Regions from separate parts of the Homo sapiens genome. Here all the other regions are linked to region 1. A link is a contact called in ENCODE Hi-C data. All regions are on one chromosome and are shown on one strand. The core of a region is the stretch at or near the end of the contact, and the rest is flanking DNA. Distances in the headings are between cores, read along the strand shown. Region 1 overlaps SDCCAG8 (SHH signaling and ciliogenesis regulator SDCCAG8). Region 2 holds the start of EXO1 (exonuclease 1). Region 3 overlaps PLD5 (phospholipase D family member 5). Region 4 holds the start of ADSS2 (adenylosuccinate synthase 2). Region 5 holds the start of SPMIP3 (sperm microtubule inner protein 3). Region 6 overlaps ADSS2 (adenylosuccinate synthase 2).

Region 1 (3,226 bases), core at 194-2,693:
AATTAGCTGGGTGTGGTAGTGCGCACCTGTAGTCCCAGCTACTTGGGAGGCTGAGGCACAAGAATTGCTTGAACCTGGGAGGTGGAAGTTGCAGTGAGCTGAGATCGTGCCACTGCACTCTAGCCTAGGTGACAGAGCAAGACTCCATCTCAAAAAAGAATGATCAAAAAAGCTCAGTGTTTATAAGTATGCAAACAGACAGATCCACAACAGGATAAAAATCTAACAAACTTGCTGCTTATGGGAAACTTACGTTTAATAGACTTTATCTATTTTCAGAATATCCTCTTGTCAAGAGTAGTGTTTGTCACACAGTAGATGCTCAACAGAATAAACAACAAGAAAACAAATAAATGAATAAAGAGTCTGCTATAGGATGGTGTCAAAAGAGGTGAGGTAAAGCTCCCTCTCAGTTCTAATATTTCATGATCTAAACTGAAAACATTACCTATTTTGAATTAGAAACTAGAGTTCAGTCGTTCTGGTTCAAAAGTGTTTCAGAATATTAACTCACCAAATTTAGACTATGGAACCACAGAAAATTATCAAAGATAAAACTCCAATATACAGATGTCTTGTTAGGCCCATCATTCAACAGTGAGACCACAAAACGATTACACTCAAACTCCACGTAACCACTGGGCTGACACACTCCTCCTTTCTGTAAGGCAAATGCAACGCATGCTTCAAGGTAGCTTTGAGCCCACCTGGGAAGCTTGCAGGTAGGTAGTCATTTTGGCAATTTAGGATTATCTACTCATTCACTCAGGTGTTACTAAATCTTGGTTTTGGTTTGGTTTTGTTTTGACTCAGCCAGTCCACATAACAAATAGCAGCAAGCAACCCCACAAATAATTTTTTTAGAAAGAGCTCTGGGCTGGCAGTCCCCTCTCCTCAACACAAGGCCTTGCTTCCTACTCCATTCCTGTGGCCATCTGGCTTCATCTTGTCTGAGCTTTCATTTTTTAGCCCACTTATCCCCTGGGACTAACAGTGCTACTTATATAATCTGCCTTTCAGAAACAGCCGATTCCAGCCACCCAGGGTAACTGCCCAGTTAGCTACAGTCCTGCTCTAGATCCCGCAATCCACAGGTCCAGCCCAGAGCCACACCTGAATGAGGCTCTCACAATGGGAAGCTGTACAGACACATGTGGCATATCAATGTGAGAGTGAAAGGGCAGTTCTCCAAATTACCATCCTCCATGGCAAATGTTCTATGAGTGCTTGGAAACACCATGTGAATGTGTTGATGAATGTAATCAAGGAGCTTCTTGACGCAAAGCCAGCAACACTGTGTTAACCCTGCAACATTCCATGATCCAGATGAAAGAGCAGCTGAGGCAGAAAGATGACGTAAAGATCATGAGTGTTCTGGGGTGAAAAGCATGTACTTACACGCACTAATGAGCATGTAATATTTAAGAAACTTAGCGCAGCAATCAGGGCCAAAAGGACTGAGAAAGTCCCTTAACAATCTCAGCCAAGTGTTTAAGCAAAAGAGTTGGTCTAATGTATATGCATGAGCTCCACCTTGAAATGTGGAGTGGCTAAGAAATGTCTTATAATTTCTAAATTACTCCAGTTATTATTAATTTTAAGCATTATTAGGTATCACTAATAAGTGTTACTACACCGTTTTTAAAAAGAAAGTCTAGAAGGCTGACTACAACATTTCTTTGTTCCTCATTTCTGGGAAGTTCCTGCTGTAGTCTTTTAAAGCCAGCTATGCAGAGCAGGCCAATGATCCACTCCAAAATCACAAGCTGGACTAAAGCCCCAGAAAAGTACCCTTGGAATCTTTTCTCTTTTTTGAAAAGTATAAACTTCTCCAAGGTACTGTGAGCTACAGAAAGGAATTTAAGCAGTTCCATCTTGGTTACCATGTGAAGGTACTTTGATCATTAAGCAAGAAAAAGAGGTTACTGTTACTCTTACCTCCCTTATGGCATAAAGAGGCCAAGTGAAAGGCGAAAGGTCGGAAACAATATGAAGACTTCAAATCAACATAAAAAATATATCCAATGTCATCAATAGTTGTTAAGTATATTCTCCAAAAAGTCCTTGAGTCCTAAGAAACCACCAGAAACATATGGGTGGCCTGGTCTCCAAGTCATGCCTGATCCCCTCCTTGTCAACTGTACAAGCCATTATTTTTTTTTTTTTTTTTTTGGAGACAGGTTCTTCCTCTGTTGCCCAGGCTGAAGTGCAGTGGCGCAATCTTGGCTCACTGCAACCTCCGCCTCCCAGGTTCAAGCAATTCTCCTGCCTCAGCCTCCCAGGTAACTGGGATTACAGGCGTGCACCAACACATCCAGCTATTTTTGTATTTTTAGTAGAGATGGGGTTTCACCATGATGGCCAGGCTGGTCTCAAACTCCTGATCTCAACTGATCCACCTGCCTCAGCCTCCCAAAGTGCTGGGATTACAGGTGTGAGCCACCATGCCTGGCCATCAAGCCATTCTTGTTTCATGAATATATATTCAAAATAGTAAATGCTAAAGGATGCAACAAAGGAGCTGAAAGCTGCTGTCACAATACCACATTTACAAGGAAACTTTTGATTTATCATATTTAAGGTATCATTTTTAAACATTCCATGTTAAAGTCATTCAGGTAATATGATAACAGCTTATGGAGGGGGCAGGCTTCTAACTATACATAAAACTAGAAATCCAAACCCAAAAGGTGCTGGACACTCTTCAAAGTTAGCATAGCACTCAATATTCAGCACTCTGCATTAGTTAAGTTAGGCCAAGAGAATGATACAGAAGAAGAATTCATTGACAATAAAAGCAGAATCCGCTCAGTGTTAATAGGTTTAATATCCTTTCTGTCATTAATGCAGAACATGAGACAATGATATGCTGACAAGGCAGAAAATTGAACTAAGTAGGTTGACATTTACTTTAAGAGGCTAAGAGCTCAAATTTAGGATAGAGACAAAGGAATACATAACTGATCAAGAATCTTAATTTCTGAATGACTGCCAGGCTTGGAAGTAACCAAAACATTATAGCTTCCTTTAAAAATATTTTTTCATAATCTAGAAGGATAATATAAAAGGCAACATAATAACTTGTTATTTCTTGGCTGAGTTTTTTTTTTTAATTTTTAAATTTTTTGTAGAGACAGGGTTTCCCTATGTTGCCCAGACTGGTCTCAAACACCTGGCCTCAAGTGATCCTCCTGCATCAGGCTCCCAAAGTGCTGGGATTACAGGC
Region 2 (3,004 bases), core at 486-2,985, 1.5 Mb after region 1:
TCAAACAATTTCCATAGGGTAGAATTTACATTAATCACTAATACTACCTCTAATGCCACTTGACTGTTGCTTATTGTTTGTTTAGTCTTTCCAAAGTGCTTTTGCACTTTCACTCCTGACACATGCTTCAAGGAGCCAGGCACAAACAAAACCATGCATGCGATGGCATCGCATTGCCTCTACAAAGGGCATTAATCATAAGGGTCAACGTGCAAATTCAAATAGGAGTAGAAACTCAAAACAGTTTGTAGGAAGGTAAGTATTTCAATTAAAAAACAAAGGAAAAATTCAAAAAGAATTACAGAAATGATCCTGTACTTTTTTAGGACTGAAATTCACTGCTATTAGAACGCATTATTCTAAGCACGAACATTCTGGTAATAAACAGTGGTGGCGCCCAGGGGCAACTCCATCAGCCTCTCTGAAAGCTACCCTAAAGAACTGTGAAACTGCGTCTGCTATGCAAATACAGCTTCAAGACAAATGCTTTAACTTTCCACCCCCTTCCATTCCGGTTGCAGCCCCCTAAGCCCTTTCTATACAGAGATTCTGGAACTGTCACAACCCTTTCTGATGAAACGACCTCCCCCCACTCTACAATAAAAAGTCAGTAATGGGCACTGAGCAGTTGCTTAGCATTTCATAATACAAATCTCTCCTATCAAACGTTAAGTTTGGAAGGAAAGGAAGAAAGAAAGTACAGGATCAGGAGGCAGCTTTACCCTGTTGACACCTTATCAGAGCTCTAAAGGCTCTGGTCCAGCAGTTCTCAAATTTCAGAGGTTCTTAGACTCTCAACTCCACTCAGTGACTGGGATTCACTAGTTCTGCTGTGAATGAATTTTAAACAAAGCAGTTAATCTGGATGCAGGTGGTCCTCAAGCCACAGTTTCAGAAAAACAGTCTCTTACCTCTCAGATGATATCTAAAAAGAGTTTTCTCTCACTCCGAGGAAAACGGATATAATAGTTCATGAAATTTACATAAGTTTCTTCTGGGCCAGGCAAATATCCTCGAATAATTATTTCTTCTTTAGCGTAGTAAGAATGGCTGAGTGCGATAGTAAGAATGACTGTGTACATATCTCAGAGGTCGCATGTGGCACTCGAGGTAACAATAACAGCACCATCTTCACTTTATCCCTCTGTCTCGCGGAGATGTGCAGGCGTGGCCCCCAAGCCCATTCCAGACGACACGTTTCCTTAGGCCTGCAAAATATTATGGGAAAATGTACTTGTCAACATTTAAAGGTGGAGAGATTGCATGTAAAACCTGGACTGCCAGCTTCTGCGGAAAAATGAGGTAAGTCTGGCAACCCTGGCGCCTGCTCCAGCCCGGAATCGTCTGCTCTCTTATCTCCCTCCGTTCACTGAACTGCAGACCTCTGGTTGCCAGACGTCCCCTCGGAACAAAACACATACTCCACTCAGGCTAAGGGCTCCGCTGTTGGGTTGGGAAGATCACGCCAGACCCTCTCCTTCCCTTCCTGGAAGACCCGAATCCCGAGAGGAGGGTCGGAGGTGACGCGCAGGTCGACCCCCAAGGGAACCCACCCATTAGCCTCCGCACAGCCCGCTCCTCTCACCTTCCGAGAAGGGACTCTCCTCCTCCCCTTGAGCGGAGCCGATTGCGGTTGGAGAAACCCGCTCCGACGCCCCTAACTCACTGTGGCCAGAGCACCCACGGCCGGCAACGCAGAACACGGGTAACTTGCCTACACAGCGCGCGAAAGGCTGACCTTTCAATTTGCGCGGGTTCCTTGCGGCCCCGCCCAGAGGATGTGACGTCAACGCGTATCCCGCAACCCGGTTCCGCCTCCTGCGGCTTCCAACTCATAGGGTTGCGTCCTGAGCTCTCCGTCTCGCTGGGTAGACAGCGGCTCACTGCCATACGACTGCAGCCGCTGCTGCCGGCCCGAACTCCGTGCGGCTTCTTGAGGGCGCGAGTGGCACTGGCGCTGATGGCCGATGGTGAGCACCGCCTCGGAAGTTGGGAGTGTTTACACCCGCCGGGGCTGCTGGGCGTTGTAGTTCCCTCCTGGCTGCAGCCCCAGTTCTGGAGGCTGATGTTGAAAGAGCGCCGTCGCGCGTTGATGTTGAGGCTTTTCAAACCTGAAAAAGTTGCTCAGTCCCCCTCGGCGTCATCAGTCCCATCCTAATTCCTTCATTCTCTTTAAAACGCCCGGTTGCCTCTACAAATCGAAATTGAATTCAGTTCACGCTGGGTTCTTTTCCCCATTGCAGTAGTAGTAGTGATTAAAATCTGCCCCTACCATTTTACCTAGAACCCAGCTTCGTTTATTTTTGACATAAGTCGGGGAAAAATTAGCTATATAACAAGACCTTGAAAATGGGCCTTAGAGACAAAGACTTTAGAGGCATTTTGGACTTTCATGGTCACTTGTGGCTAGGTTTCCAATCCTCATAACACCCCAGACCTCGTCGCTGTCCTCTTAGGGATATTGTAATTTAAAAAATTGGAAGAAACCTTAGGCCAGACCACAAAGTAATGTTCTGGGCTCAAAGATCAATAGGAATGATAATGCAGACTCAATTCAAGGAATTGAAGGGGAAGAAGTGAGCACATTGTTAAACATGCTCCCCATTTGATTACGTTCTTTACATCTTTTCCTCTTTTAAAGTCTTTTTATGATCACTCTAACATCTATCATGCCAATTTTAAAGGCATCTATGATGCCTTAAATTTGTTACTAAAATTGTTGAAAAGGTGCCACATTTGGGGAATGTGTTTGGAAAAGCTGTGTTGCTTTCTCCCTGGTTCTGGTCTTTAGAGCTGGGACTAGGAGAGATGAGAAAAGTTATCTTCCCTCCCTCTTCCAAAGGCTATGGTAGACCTAACCCTAAACTAGCTTGGAGTGGACTCTTGGAGAAAGTGGGGGACAATTTCAAACTGCAGTAGATTAAAGAGGAACTTCGATGTGGGCAGCATGTGTTTGTAGAGAAGCCTTCTTACACTCATTGGACTATCCAGCTGTAGTAACTGC
Region 3 (3,100 bases), core at 101-2,600, 1.1 Mb after region 1:
CCACATGGGATTTGGAACAGATCTATGATAAACAAGTTTAATGCTAGAAAGTCTTGGTAGAGGAAGGCTCTCAAGAATATACTCCTTTTAAAATGTGTGTACATACAATCAACTTGATTCTTCAAAGTAGTAACATTAATTTTCAATTCATCATGGCATTATACTTTTTTCTTTAAAAAAATTTTAATAACCTTTTAGTTAATATTTTCATTTTCTCTCTTAAATTTTAACACAGAATTATTTCCATTGAAATACGTAAGCACAAAATAAAGTACGATATTTTGGTTACTATCCTAAGAACAGTTTAGTAAAGAAACAGAACCCCTCCAAAACCAGGGACATTCTCTATTAAATTTCAATGAAGCGTCTCTGTTAAAGCTCAAAGGAGTTATAATGAGTAATTTGGAGTTTCCTGATTTTTAACATTTGACTTCCCAAGAAGCGGGTAAAACCTGGAGGTTAGCCGCATCACTTTATCTTGATTAGTACGACCAACTGGGACCTGATTTTCACATCATCAGTTAGCATATTTGTAGCTTAACATTTCTAGTTCTGAACCTTAGCCTTGTTTGTTGTTTAAGATTTAATTAGGACTGCCTGGATAGCATGAAAGTATTTTATAAAGCAACAATAGAAAGGATATACTCTTGATTTATCACTTTTTGGTTTTGGCATCAAAAAAGATTATTTTGAGTTACTAATAATGCCTATGAATCATCAGTTAAACAAGTAGACTGCGGGGCCGAAAGTAGGAGGATCTGCAGAGATCTGGACTCATCACCAGCAGCTGTGCGCAGCCACTAGGCCATGGTCCTGACGCGTCACATTGTGATGTATGCATCTCTCGGTTGACATCCGGAGATCTCTGGGCAATGGGTCAGGGGCTGCACACAGAGAAACTGACACATATTTTTTTTCCTGTTAGAAAAGAAATCTATAAAAGCAAAAAATGGTTAATCATACTTAATATACTTTCAAAGCTGTCTTAAAAATATATTTAATTAAATGAAGCCAGATTTAAAGATATTTTCTGATCTCAGAAGTCTATAATATTTAAAGGAAAAACTTTATATAAATGTAGTACCAGGTTCTGGCAAGGATACAGAATGACTTAGACTAACAGATATTGCTGGTGGGAATGCAAACTGGTACAGACGCTTTGGGTAAACAGTTTGGCAGTTTCTTATAAAGTTAAACATATATTTACCATATGACTCAGCAGTCTCACTCCTAGGTATTTACCCAAGTGAAATGAAAACTACATTCTTGCAAAAATGTATGCATGAGTGTTTGCGGCAGCTTTATTTGTCATCACCAGTAAGTGGAAACTACCCAAATGTTTCTCAACTGGAGAATGGATAAGCAAACTGTGGTGCCTTCCATACAATGAAATATCACTTAACAGCAAAGAGAAACAAACCACTGTTCCACACTACAGCACGAATGTGTCTCACGTGCGTTATGTGTGGTGCATTCCATACCATGAAATATCACTCAACAGCAAGGAGAAACCACTGTTCCACATGACAGCATGAATGGGTCTCACATGCGTTATGTGTGGTGCATTCCATACCATGAAATATCACTCAACAGCAAAGAGAAACCACTGTTCCACATGACAGCATGAATGGGTCTCACATGCGTTATGTGTGGTGCATTCCATACCATGAAATATCACTCAACAGCAAAGGGAAACCACTGTTCCACATAACAGCATGAATGGGTCTCACGTGCGTTATGTGTGGTGCATTCCATACCATGAAATATCACTCAACAGCAAAGAGAAACAAACCACTGTTCCACACGACAGCATGCATGGGTCTTACATGCGTTATGTGTGGTGCATTCCATACCATGAAATATCACTGAGCAGCAAAGGGAAACAAACCACTGTTCTACACAATAGCATGAATGGGTCTCACATGCGCTATTTGTGATGCATTCCATACCATGGAACATCACTCAACAGCAAAGAGAAACCACTGTTCCACATGACAGCATGAATGGGTCTCACGTGCATTATGCTAAGTGAGAGGCAGGATTCAGAGGGCTGCATACTCTATGACTCAATTTGTATGACATTCTTACAAAAGGAAAACTATAGGCACACACGCAAAAAATCCTGCTGCGTAGTTGCCAAGGGCTGGGGTTTGAAGAGGAAGATACTGCAAAAGAAGCCTGGGGACGATGACACTGTTTTGCATTCTGATTGCGGTGATGGTCACACGACTCTCTTTCAAAACCCTTATATGCTCAAAAGGGTGAATTTTACTACAAGTAAATTGTACCTTAATATAAATGGAAAATAATTTTCTTAAAACCTGTGGTTTTCTAATGGTAATTGGATTTAAAAACTGTCACTAACCTACATATTAGTTTTGAACATATTAACTATTTGGTAATGTGAAGCCTTTGTTGGCTCTGAATAGTCTAGCACAGAATTTTAGAAAAGGCTTCCTGTGAGCTGCTGATTCCCATGGAGAAAAGGAAACCAGTAACAGGACAAAGGGGCTGGTTTTCAGCATTCTTTTGCATGTGGATACTAAGCTTGAATAACCCCCGTGAATATTGACGAGCGGCTCTCATAAATTACTCCATGTTTCTTATGCATAGCTCTTGCTGTCATTTTAACATAATAACTCTTTAATATATAGGATCCCTGTTTTCTGGGTCATAAAAATAACTATAGAAAAAAAATCTGAAGTGTTTCTGTTAGTGCTCATAAAATTGTGGCATTCTATATATTTTTAAAAAATATGTGACATTGTAAAAAAAAGGCCTAAAATTATTTTAGAAGTAGAAATTAAAGTCATCTCTTCTATAAAAATTTGTCAAATTTTTAATGTAAATGGAAAGAATTTGATTTATTTATTATATATTGTCTGTATTTGCATAAGTGTAATGCATGAAAAATTACTCTGCCCTTTTATCTAAATGTTGAGGCCTGTATTGCATGTCTTTGCTAATTGCAATTCTAACACAACAATATGAAATAAACTCAAATTTAGGTTATGCACATAAATGCAGTAAGTGACATATTATATACTTTTTAATCATTAAATATGTTTTGTAGTCAGACAGCATTATATTTTAACCATCG
Region 4 (3,070 bases), core at 522-3,021, 1.1 Mb before region 1:
TTAAATCCATGCACACTGGGTTGGCAGCACCCCACCAGTAGAGAGAGTACCAGAGTCAGCCCCCAGTCCAAGAGAACTGGGTGGCCGCTTGGGCAGGCTTCTGGATCCATTGCTGGAGGGGGGCCACTGAACCACGAGTAGGTAGCCACAAAGGCAATGCCAGACAAGCCCCCAAATTTGTAACCGCCCAAGGGGTTCACCTTGTCCACTGCCTAGACAGAGCCAATTCATCAAGACAGGCAAATGGCAATAGAGAAAGAGTAATTCATGTAGAGCTGGCTGTGCAGGAAACCAGAGTTTTATTATTACTCAAATCAGTCTCCCATAAATGATTTTAAAAAATTGAATGGAAATGACTAGTAAGGTGTGCTTATTCAGTATCTACTATCTGCCCAACACTACCTCGGGCATTTGACTAGAAAGAAATAGATGGCATTCTTGTTTCCAAAATGTTTGTGATCTTGTAATAAGGCCAAGATAGACAACAATTATCACATAGTATTATAATTGTTTACTAATCAATAGACCAAATAATTTGAATCCTTGAGGGCTGAATTGTATCTTTATTTCTCCTATGTTATCAGTGCCCAGGACACTTAGTTAGTTAATAGCAGGTTCTCAATGTTCCTGACTTAACTCATTGACTAGAAATAAAATACTAAAGTGTACTCTAGGGACCATTAGTGAACATACAGTATGTACAGGCGATTTGGGAGACGGTACATATAATGTGATTCCATTCCCACTTTTTTTCGAAGCACCTTTTATCAGAATTAAACATCATAGTTAATTTGTGTTGGTGTCGAAAGGGCATTAGATGAACAGTAGGTATACACCAGAATCTAGTTACAAATGTAACTGAGAGACAGTGGAATCTACAGGAAGGACATGGGCTCTGGACTTAGATTATCGAAGTACCAATTCAAGCCTCACTAGGGCAAGTTACCCAGCTTTTAAATCCTGTAAAATAAGGATAATAGAGGATCACCTACCTTATATGGTTGTGGGGATTAAAAAATAAAGAAGTGCATGACGGTATCTGCATATATGTACTATATGCGACATAGGTAATCCACTCCTCCTCTCTGAGCCTTTGTTACTACTATGTAAAATGAGGATTAGGACTTTATTTGATCTATTGATTTCAGGTCTCATGTCCTTTATCTTATTGCCTTACTTTTGAATTTTGTCTTTTTTGATCCCTGTCCCCATCTCTGTTACTTCCGGACTTTTAATTTCCAATTCTACACTTACACGTTCCGATTTTATGCTGTTTGTACTGCGAAATTCCACAGTTTGTATTTTGTACACATTCATTCCTTAATAAAGACAAATCCAGACAAACCTGCAGATGGCAGACACAGTGGCCCCAGAATACACCGCCGCAGCCCAGAGCGTTGCATGCTGGGATTTGTAGTCCGACGCTCCACACGCGCTTCCGCGCCTCTCCAGTTTGAAAGCGAGAGGTAGAGCGGGTAGGCGGGGTGCTGAAGGAGAAGCGCTCTCGAAGCCCCGCCCCTGACCTTTTCCGCTCGCGAGGTTTGCACGGGAGTGGCGCGCCAGGCCGCGGAAGGGGCGTGGCCTCGGTCCGGGGTGGCGGCCGTTGCCGCCACCAGGGCCTCTTCCTGCGGGCGGTGCTGCCGAGGCCGGCCTGCGCGGGGCAGTCATGGTACCCCCTTGAGCGGGCTGTGGCGGAGAGCGGGGCGGGGACTGGCTGGAGGGTGGCGGCCCGGCGGGGCGGGGGCGGGGCCGGCCTCTGGCTCCTTCTTCCTCTGCATGTGGCTGGCGGCCGCAGAGCAGTTCAGTTCGCTCACTCCTCGCCGGCCGCCTCTCCTTCGGGCTCTCCTCGCGTCACTGGAGCCATGGCGTTCGCCGAGACCTACCCGGCGGCATCCTCCCTGCCCAACGGCGATTGCGGCCGCCCCAGGGCGCGGCCCGGAGGAAACCGGGTGACGGTGGTGCTCGGTGCGCAGTGGGGCGACGAAGGCAAAGGGAAGGTGGTGGACCTGCTGGCGCAGGACGCCGACATCGTGTGCCGCTGCCAGGTGAGGCGACGGGGCCTCTCATGGGAAGCCGGGCCCGGGAGCTCGGGCTGCCTGGCTCCTGGTGCCCGGGAACTCGGACCCAGAACCCGGATCCACTGGCCAAAATGAGGTGTCACCTTGAGGCTCTCTCCTCCTGTCCTGAGCTGCGGCTACGTGGAGAAATGGCGGGAGGTCGGGGACCCCTGACCTGGAGCGTCGGGTGAAACTTGGGGTGGCCCTGGAGGAAGAGGTGGGCTGGCGGGGAGCCTTTGAGAGATGCGCGATGCCTGGCAGTTGCAGTTTTGCGTCTGGCGAGTGGTGCTCAGCGCCGGGACTGAGGCCGGGGTGGAGGTGGGATGCGGTCCGAGTTTGAGGAGCTACCGCCCGAGGCCTGCTCCCAACTCTTCCGACTGCGGGCGGAGACCCGGCGCGACGGCAGAACCCCCCATCACCGCCCCCCCGCCCCGCCCAGGGCGGCGGAGTGGGAGTGGATTGTTTCGAAACGTCCTGAAATCAGACTCACCGATCCCCCATCTGCAGGACCGTGGCATGCAGTGCTTTGCTTCCTCTGGTCCACTTTGTTGACATCCAAACCCACCCACCTCTGGGCTTTGGACTGTTGTTTTAGGGCCCTGAGTTTCTTGTTTTTGTTTTTGTTTTTACAGTGTGCTCCATACATGAAAGTTAAGGAGAAATTACTTTTACTAGTTGGTCCCAGAGGAAGGAATCCCTTCTCTGTTCAAAAAAAGTGAGGGAAGTAAATACATGGATGTCAAATTGAGTATTTGGAAATAAATATTTGCATTGTTAAGGTGACATCGAAAGTGAACTTTCGGAAAACGAGGTGGTAATGTACTTCTAACGGGAGACACGTGGTTTTCAGTGTAACCTTTCTTCCTATTTGTCGTTTCCTTTGACGCAGCATACAGGGTAAGGCCTTTGTAAAGGCTCTCAGATAACTCTCTCCAGTTTCAAAATTCTAAGCAGATGAGCAATAACCACTTTCAAAACAAAGCATAATGTAATATTTGAAGTTAACTGCTATC
Region 5 (2,882 bases), core at 1-2,500, 1.0 Mb before region 1:
AGCCTGTGCGATGAGAGGCTGTTTAGAAGAGGGCTCGCAGCAATGAGTTACTTTGATAGTCCCCTGTTGCTTCTGTTTTCTCAGGCAGGCAGTTTTCCCAGTTCAGGAAGGTTGGTTCCCTTCTCCCCTGACTCTCACCAGTTCTGTAATGAATTCTGCTGCCTGAATACTCTTTCTTTTTTCCTTCTCTAGCCTAAATTAAGCCCATTCTTCAGGGCTTTGTTCAGGTCCTACATACGTTCCCTAGGAGGCCTCTCTTCTGAGTTTCAAATGGCCCATTTCCCTCCTGTGAATTCCCAGAGCCCCTGGGAGATTCTCCTACGCATTTTGGTTCTGAGTCCTTTCCTTTTTGGTTTATTGGTTTCTGAATTGATTTATTCATTTTATTATTTAAGAAAAATTAGTGACAACTCTCCACCAGGCTTTGGATAAGGTTCTAGAAATTCTTCAAACAACGAGACATCTGGGTTTTTTGTTGTTGTTGTTGTTGTTTGTTTTCTTAAACAGAGACAGGACCTTGCTACGTTGCCCGGGCTGGTCTCAAACTCCTGGGCTCAAGTGATTCTCCCACCTCGGCCTCCCAGAGTGTTGGGATTATAGGTGTGAGCCGCCACGCTTGGCCAAGACATCTGTTTTATACAGCACTTTGTCTCTTCAGGTAAAATGTGAGCTCCTAGATGTTGGGGACCACTTCGTTTGGTGGCCACGATCTTCACTCTCTTTGTCCTTCTCCTAACTCATTCTCTTGCAAAGTGTTCGCTGTCCAAGGAGTGCTTGATGCATACTTCAGAATGAGTGAATAAATCAATCGATCAGCTAACTCAGTAACCTGTTAATCTAGTTCACAGTTTTTAAAACCTAGGTCTTCTTGTATCACAGAGAACCAATTATCTTATTTAATATAGGTGTACCCGTTTCTAAGAAAAAAAAGACACGTTGAGTTAAAACTATGACAAGAATTCAAAGTTGAGAGAGATGAGTATTCACTTTCCAAAAGACATTTTTGCTTTACCAAAAGGCTTGCCATGAAGTTTCTTTATGTTGTGAGTTCCTGTCTCTAAAATATTTGAAATGCAGTCAACCATTTAGTAATGCAACCTCTAAATGAGGCGAGAGAGAGGTACAGGCAGTAACAACCAACCGCTATTACCTGCTTGGGCTGCCGTGGGCAGAGACCTCCTTGTTCTTAAAAGTACTCTGAGGACAGTGATGGGTACAGCTGCCTCCTGCTGCTGGATCAACTGCAGAGTGGCAGGGCCTGATTCCTTTACATCATTCAAAGGGTATTGTGACGCACACTGGCTTGCAAGGTTTTGCCAGGCAATGCCTTTCAGGTCCTGGGCTTAGAAAAAGAGTGCTCCTTTGGTCTCTAGGGAGAGACCAGCTGCACATGAAAGAAGGGGCAAAAATTACTGTGAAAAGGAAAATCATGTAGGCAAATAACCAGGCTATCTAATCACTAGAGCTTGCTTTCCTGTAAAGATTGTCCCAAGGACAACGTAAGGTGAAAATCTGGGTGGTGCCACACTGAGGAGTCCTGCCCTTTGCAAGCTGGAATTGAGGAAGGATGGTTTGGCACGAGGGGCAGATGAGGCCAGCCCCGCCTTGTCCAAGGTTAGGTCAGGCTCCAACCTGCTCCTTTGCAGGTATCAAAGGATAATTTTAATTATTTAAAAATATGCTGCAAACCAATCCATGGAGTATCACAACAGCACCACTATATAGAAGCAAGCCATAACCTGAGAAGAAGAGAGTGGCAAAAATATTTATTCTGACCAACCTCTGTCAAAACCAAACCAAACCAAAACGAAACACTGGCATTTTTTTTTCTTTTTTTTTTTTTGTGATGGAGTCTCTGTTGCCCAGGCTGGAGTACAGTGCCACAATCTCGGCTCACTGCAAGCTCTGCCTCCCGGATTCAAGCGATTCCCCTGCCTCAGCCTCCTGAGTAGCTGGGACTACAGGCGCGTGCCACCACGCCCGGCTAAGTTTCTGTATATTAGTAGAGACGGGGTTTCACCACGGCCAGGATGGTCTCGATCTCCTGACCTCATGATCCTCCCGCCTCGGCCTCCCAAAGTGCTGGGATTACAGGCGTGAGCCACCACACCCAGCCAACACTGGCATTATCTACAGTAGGTTGTCCTGGAAACAGGGACACTTCTCACTTATATACAGTTTGCAGGTTAGAATGTAAAATATTTCCATAAGATTCCAGAAGGCACTCAGGAGAGACCAGGGGCCAGGCTGGGTTCCTGCTGGGAGCTTAACCTACATGGAACAGGCATAAAATAATGTAATGACAGAGTCTTGGTGACAGCATTTTGTTGAAAGCAGATAAGCTAGGGAAAACTTAAATAAATATATGAGGACAGAAGCAACAAACTGGAACCACACTAAGAGAAAGGATAAATTGGTTTGATTTGTTGAGTGAGCACCACACGTTTTTTTAGCTATTAGACACACACCATCTAGAATCTCCACCACCACCATGGAAGGAGATTCTCTTTTGAAAATGAAGTATTTCTATTTGAAATGAAGGCTAAGAGAAGAAGCTACGGAACTTGCCTAACAGTCACACAACGAGGCCGTAATGAATCTATGATTTGAATCCAGCTATTTGACGTCAAAGGCGTTTTAAGAGTAATAACCAGTATTCTTCACTGAGGAAAAAAAATGAACAAAAAATCCCCATGTTCTTTACGTAAGACATACCTGGCAATATAACAGAAAGTACAAAGAAGAAAGTTTCACTCGCGTTCGTGTGAAGAGACAACCAAACAGGCTTTGTGTGAGCGATAAAGCTTTTTAATCAGCTGGGTGCAGGCCGTCTGAGTCCGAAAAGAGAGTCAGCAAAGGGGAGATAGGGGTGAGGCCGTTTT
Region 6 (2,812 bases), core at 296-2,795, 1.1 Mb before region 1:
AAGGGCGTTTAAAGAACTACCTGTTAATGCACAAAACTATGTTCGATTTATTGAAGATGAGCTTCAAATTCCAGGTAAACATAAACACTTTGTGAATAAGTTTTTTCTTTTCTCTCTCTCTCTTTTTTCTTTTTTTTTTTTTGAGACGGAGTCTCGCTCTGTCCCAGGCTGGAGTGCAGTGGCGGGATCTCGGCTCACTGCAACCTCTGCCTCCTGGGTTCAAGCTATTCTCCTACCTCAGCCTCCCGAGTAGCTGGGATTAGAGGTGCGCGCCACCACGCCTGGCTAATTTTTGTATTTTTAGTAAGAGACGGGGTTTCACCATGTTGGCCAGGCTGGTCTCTCCTGACCTCTTGGTCTGCCCACCTCAGCCTCCCAAAGTGCTGGGATTACAGGCATGAGCCAGCATGCCCGGCCAACTGTCTTTTCTTTTAACTTGCCTATGTGCCTTTGAAATAGAATAAAGGAAAGATCATTGTTACTTTACAGAGTGCACATGATTTGCATAAATGCCCAGGAAGATACAAAGTAATATTTTTATTCCTTAAAGTAAATACGATGCTCATCTTTAAATAGAAGATAATAGATTACTTCTCACCCTTTCTGACCCTGTCTTTAATTCTTAGTCTGTTTTTTTTTTATCCTGTGACATTGTCTCATTCACTTCTCCCTCTTAATAACAAATCCTCATGTATCTCTACCACCACAAAAAATGTTGTGTGTTTTTGGGGGGTTAAAAATGGTTTATGGTTTGTTTGGGTTAAATTACCCTTGAGATTTGGAGTTTCCTGAATATACACTGGGAAATAATTGGTATAGAAAATGGGAAATCTCACTAGAAAAAAATGTAAGAAAAAATTTTTAAAAATAATTAAGCCTATTTATTAAAGAACAAATATAAGATGGCGAGGGAGTTAGGCATAACAACGTATGGCTGTATCTAGTTATGTGAAGTCATTCTTTTAACAGATGGCTTTTTCCTTGTATCGTTTTGTTGGCATTGATGGATATTTGAAACATAAGAAAAAGTGAAGTGTGTGGGATGTGTCCTCCGTGTAAAATCTCTTTTGCCTTGTGCTTCGTTTCCAGCATGATTCTTGTTTTCCAAATTACTAGTTGCCCCTCCCAGCATGATGTCAAATTTAGTAAGCATATTTGCTTACTGCTCTTGGTCAGCATTTTCTTGAAATATAAACAGCAGTGAGTCTAACAAAAATCTGTAAAATACCACGAAGGTTGATCCTAACAGTACCTTATGGAAGCTGGCAATTCTGCAAATAATCTGAAACCATGTGATGCAGATGATTCGATTTCCATAGACTCCTGTAGTGGGCAGTTTCTGAGGCTGTGCAAGTTAAAATCATATTCTCATCTAGATGTTGAAGATGCTTATCTTGGCCTGTTATCAGGAACTTGATCACCAACTTTCTGTAGGTCTCTGCTGGTGTTGGTCAATATTTTACTATCCTAAGTCATTAGGAAAGTGAAAATATTGCACAGTTAAAAAGGGAACAGTAAGGCATACTGTCCTGTGCTGGGTCTTATTTGTACATCCTGTTTAGAAATCGGCACAGTCTGCTAACAGAATAGAGAACAGCAAAAAGGCACATAGGGAAAAGTTATGGTGATACTGAGAAAAGTAGGGGACTACCTGTTTTAATCCCAACGAGTGAACATTAGAGATGAATTGATTCAATTCCTTTTCTCTTTGTATTCTCCTAGTTAAGTGGATTGGTGTTGGTAAATCCAGAGAATCTATGATTCAACTCTTTTAATGATTGCCAGTAATGCAAGAAACACTCCTTGAGAGGGAGGGGAAAAGACTTTCTTAAATATTTCATTTATGACCTGCAAATTCAAGAATAAAGACACTGAAGTAAGTTTGAAGCCCTACAGTTGTTTCCAGTCTTTTCAGATGGATGCCTACTGTGGAGATTAACTTTGGCATATTCCAGTGTCAGCTTTCTTTAGCTGGAATTGCCAAATCATTTGTTGCTCCTGCTGCTCTCATGGTGCCACGTTTTTTTTTTCAATGTTTAGTAATAGTATAATCCATGTTGTTTGATATCAAAAGTAGAATTACTTTTAATGTAGTTTTTCTTCATTATTGTCATTGCGTGTTCTTAAGTTTTACCCCTATTAGATGGTAAGAACAATTAATGCAGTTTTGCACAAATATTTTTACATTCTGATCATTCAGTTCTGTCATTGTAATCTTTGTTGTTAGAAACAAATGATGAAAACATAGGGGTTCTGTAAACTTTTGTAATGCTATGAATTCTGTTTAAATTTTGGGCTGTCTATTTTCTGCTGAAACCATGCAAAATTGAGCTTTGGTGGGGCTGGGAGGGGGTTATGTATTCATGGGACCTTTAATTTGTACAGAACACAGAACTTATTTCTGTCAGTTATTTAATACATTGAAAATTTAGTGAAATGTTCAAAGAGAATAGATGTTTCCCAAAACAACAATCTTTATGTTAAAAATAGTCATTAAAAGATCTGTTGTAATATATGGTGGATATTTTTCTTTAATTTCAAACATTACCTCTGAAATGTGTATCTTTTCTTTTTTATCTTACCATTAATTTTAAATCTAGTGGATTGGTTTTCAACATCGTGCCTGCCGATATGCCTACAGAATCATCTGTAAGTGTCAAAATGAACCCACGTTGTTAGCCATAATTTTGATTATGCCTTTATTTCTCCTTTCTTGAAAAAAAAAAGGTGTTATTTTGACAATTAGGCATAACATTGTTTTGTAGATTATCTTTTAATGAACTATTTTAAATGTTAAATTAGGTGCCACTTA

What was found. A loop is a pair of places that touch in the nucleus more often than their neighbours do. Pooled maps may share reads with other maps.
Region 2: a pooled map shows a loop between it and region 1 (3-fold over the local background). The contact joins the promoter of EXO1 here to the enhancer-like site in region 1. A Hi-C loop is called at or near these places in 2 of 168 maps with a recorded cell type or tissue (CD4-positive, alpha-beta memory T cell and naive thymus-derived CD4-positive, alpha-beta T cell) and 8 of 50 pooled maps.
Region 3: a pooled map shows a loop between it and region 1 (7-fold over the local background). The contact joins two enhancer-like sites. A Hi-C loop is called at or near these places in 1 of 168 maps with a recorded cell type or tissue (transverse colon), 1 of 37 single-sample maps with no recorded cell type and 3 of 50 pooled maps.
Region 4: a pooled map shows a loop between it and region 1 (6-fold over the local background). The contact joins the promoter of ADSS2 here to the enhancer-like site in region 1. A Hi-C loop is called at or near these places in 2 of 50 pooled maps.
Region 5: a loop to region 1 is called in a pooled map, with 5 times the contacts of the local background. The contact joins the promoter of SPMIP3 here to the enhancer-like site in region 1. A Hi-C loop is called at or near these places in 2 of 50 pooled maps.
Region 6: a loop to region 1 is called in a map with no recorded cell type, with 18 times the contacts of the local background. The contact joins two enhancer-like sites. A Hi-C loop is called at or near these places in 2 of 37 single-sample maps with no recorded cell type and 2 of 50 pooled maps.

What each region holds. Positions count from the first base shown.
Region 1 is chr1:243,311,653-243,314,878 of GRCh38, reverse strand. The region is part of intron 8 of SDCCAG8 (SHH signaling and ciliogenesis regulator SDCCAG8); the gene reads right to left. Among named protein-coding and RNA genes, the nearest start is that of MIR4677, 33 kb to the left of the region's middle. Within about 2 kb of position 1,443, at least 5 of the 41 ENCODE cell types and tissues checked have a DNase peak (open chromatin) inside an H3K27ac peak, as active enhancers do.
Region 2 is chr1:241,846,935-241,849,938 of GRCh38, reverse strand. It overlaps EXO1 (exonuclease 1), which reads right to left and starts at 1,735. Exons shown (of 16, transcript NM_130398.4): 1 at 1,586-1,735; 2 at 912-1,208; 3 at 723-827. RefSeq lists an enhancer at 1,700-2,039.
Region 3 is chr1:242,224,026-242,227,125 of GRCh38, reverse strand. The region is part of intron 4 of PLD5 (phospholipase D family member 5); the gene reads left to right. Among named protein-coding and RNA genes, the nearest start is that of MAP1LC3C, 230 kb to the right of the region's middle. RefSeq lists an enhancer at 1,925-2,004. Within about 2 kb of position 1,350, at least 3 of the 41 ENCODE cell types and tissues checked have a DNase peak (open chromatin) inside an H3K27ac peak, as active enhancers do.
Region 4 is chr1:244,450,610-244,453,679 of GRCh38, reverse strand. ADSS2 (adenylosuccinate synthase 2) reads left to right here and starts at 1,771. Exons shown (of 13, transcript NM_001126.5): 1 at 1,771-2,045. The coding sequence starts at 1,863. It also overlaps a transcript of CATSPERE not described here. RefSeq lists silencers at 1,382-1,871, 2,312-2,591.
Region 5 is chr1:244,351,003-244,353,884 of GRCh38, reverse strand. It overlaps SPMIP3 (sperm microtubule inner protein 3), which reads right to left and starts at 1,250. Exons shown (of 5, transcript NM_001012970.3): 1 at 1,151-1,250.
Region 6 is chr1:244,408,549-244,411,360 of GRCh38, reverse strand. ADSS2 (adenylosuccinate synthase 2) reads left to right here. Exons shown (of 13, transcript NM_001126.5): 12 at 1-74; 13 at 1,723-2,812. The coding sequence ends at 1,775. Among named protein-coding and RNA genes, the nearest start is that of ADSS2, 42 kb to the left of the region's middle. Within about 2 kb of position 1,545, at least 2 of the 41 ENCODE cell types and tissues checked have a DNase peak (open chromatin) inside an H3K27ac peak, as active enhancers do.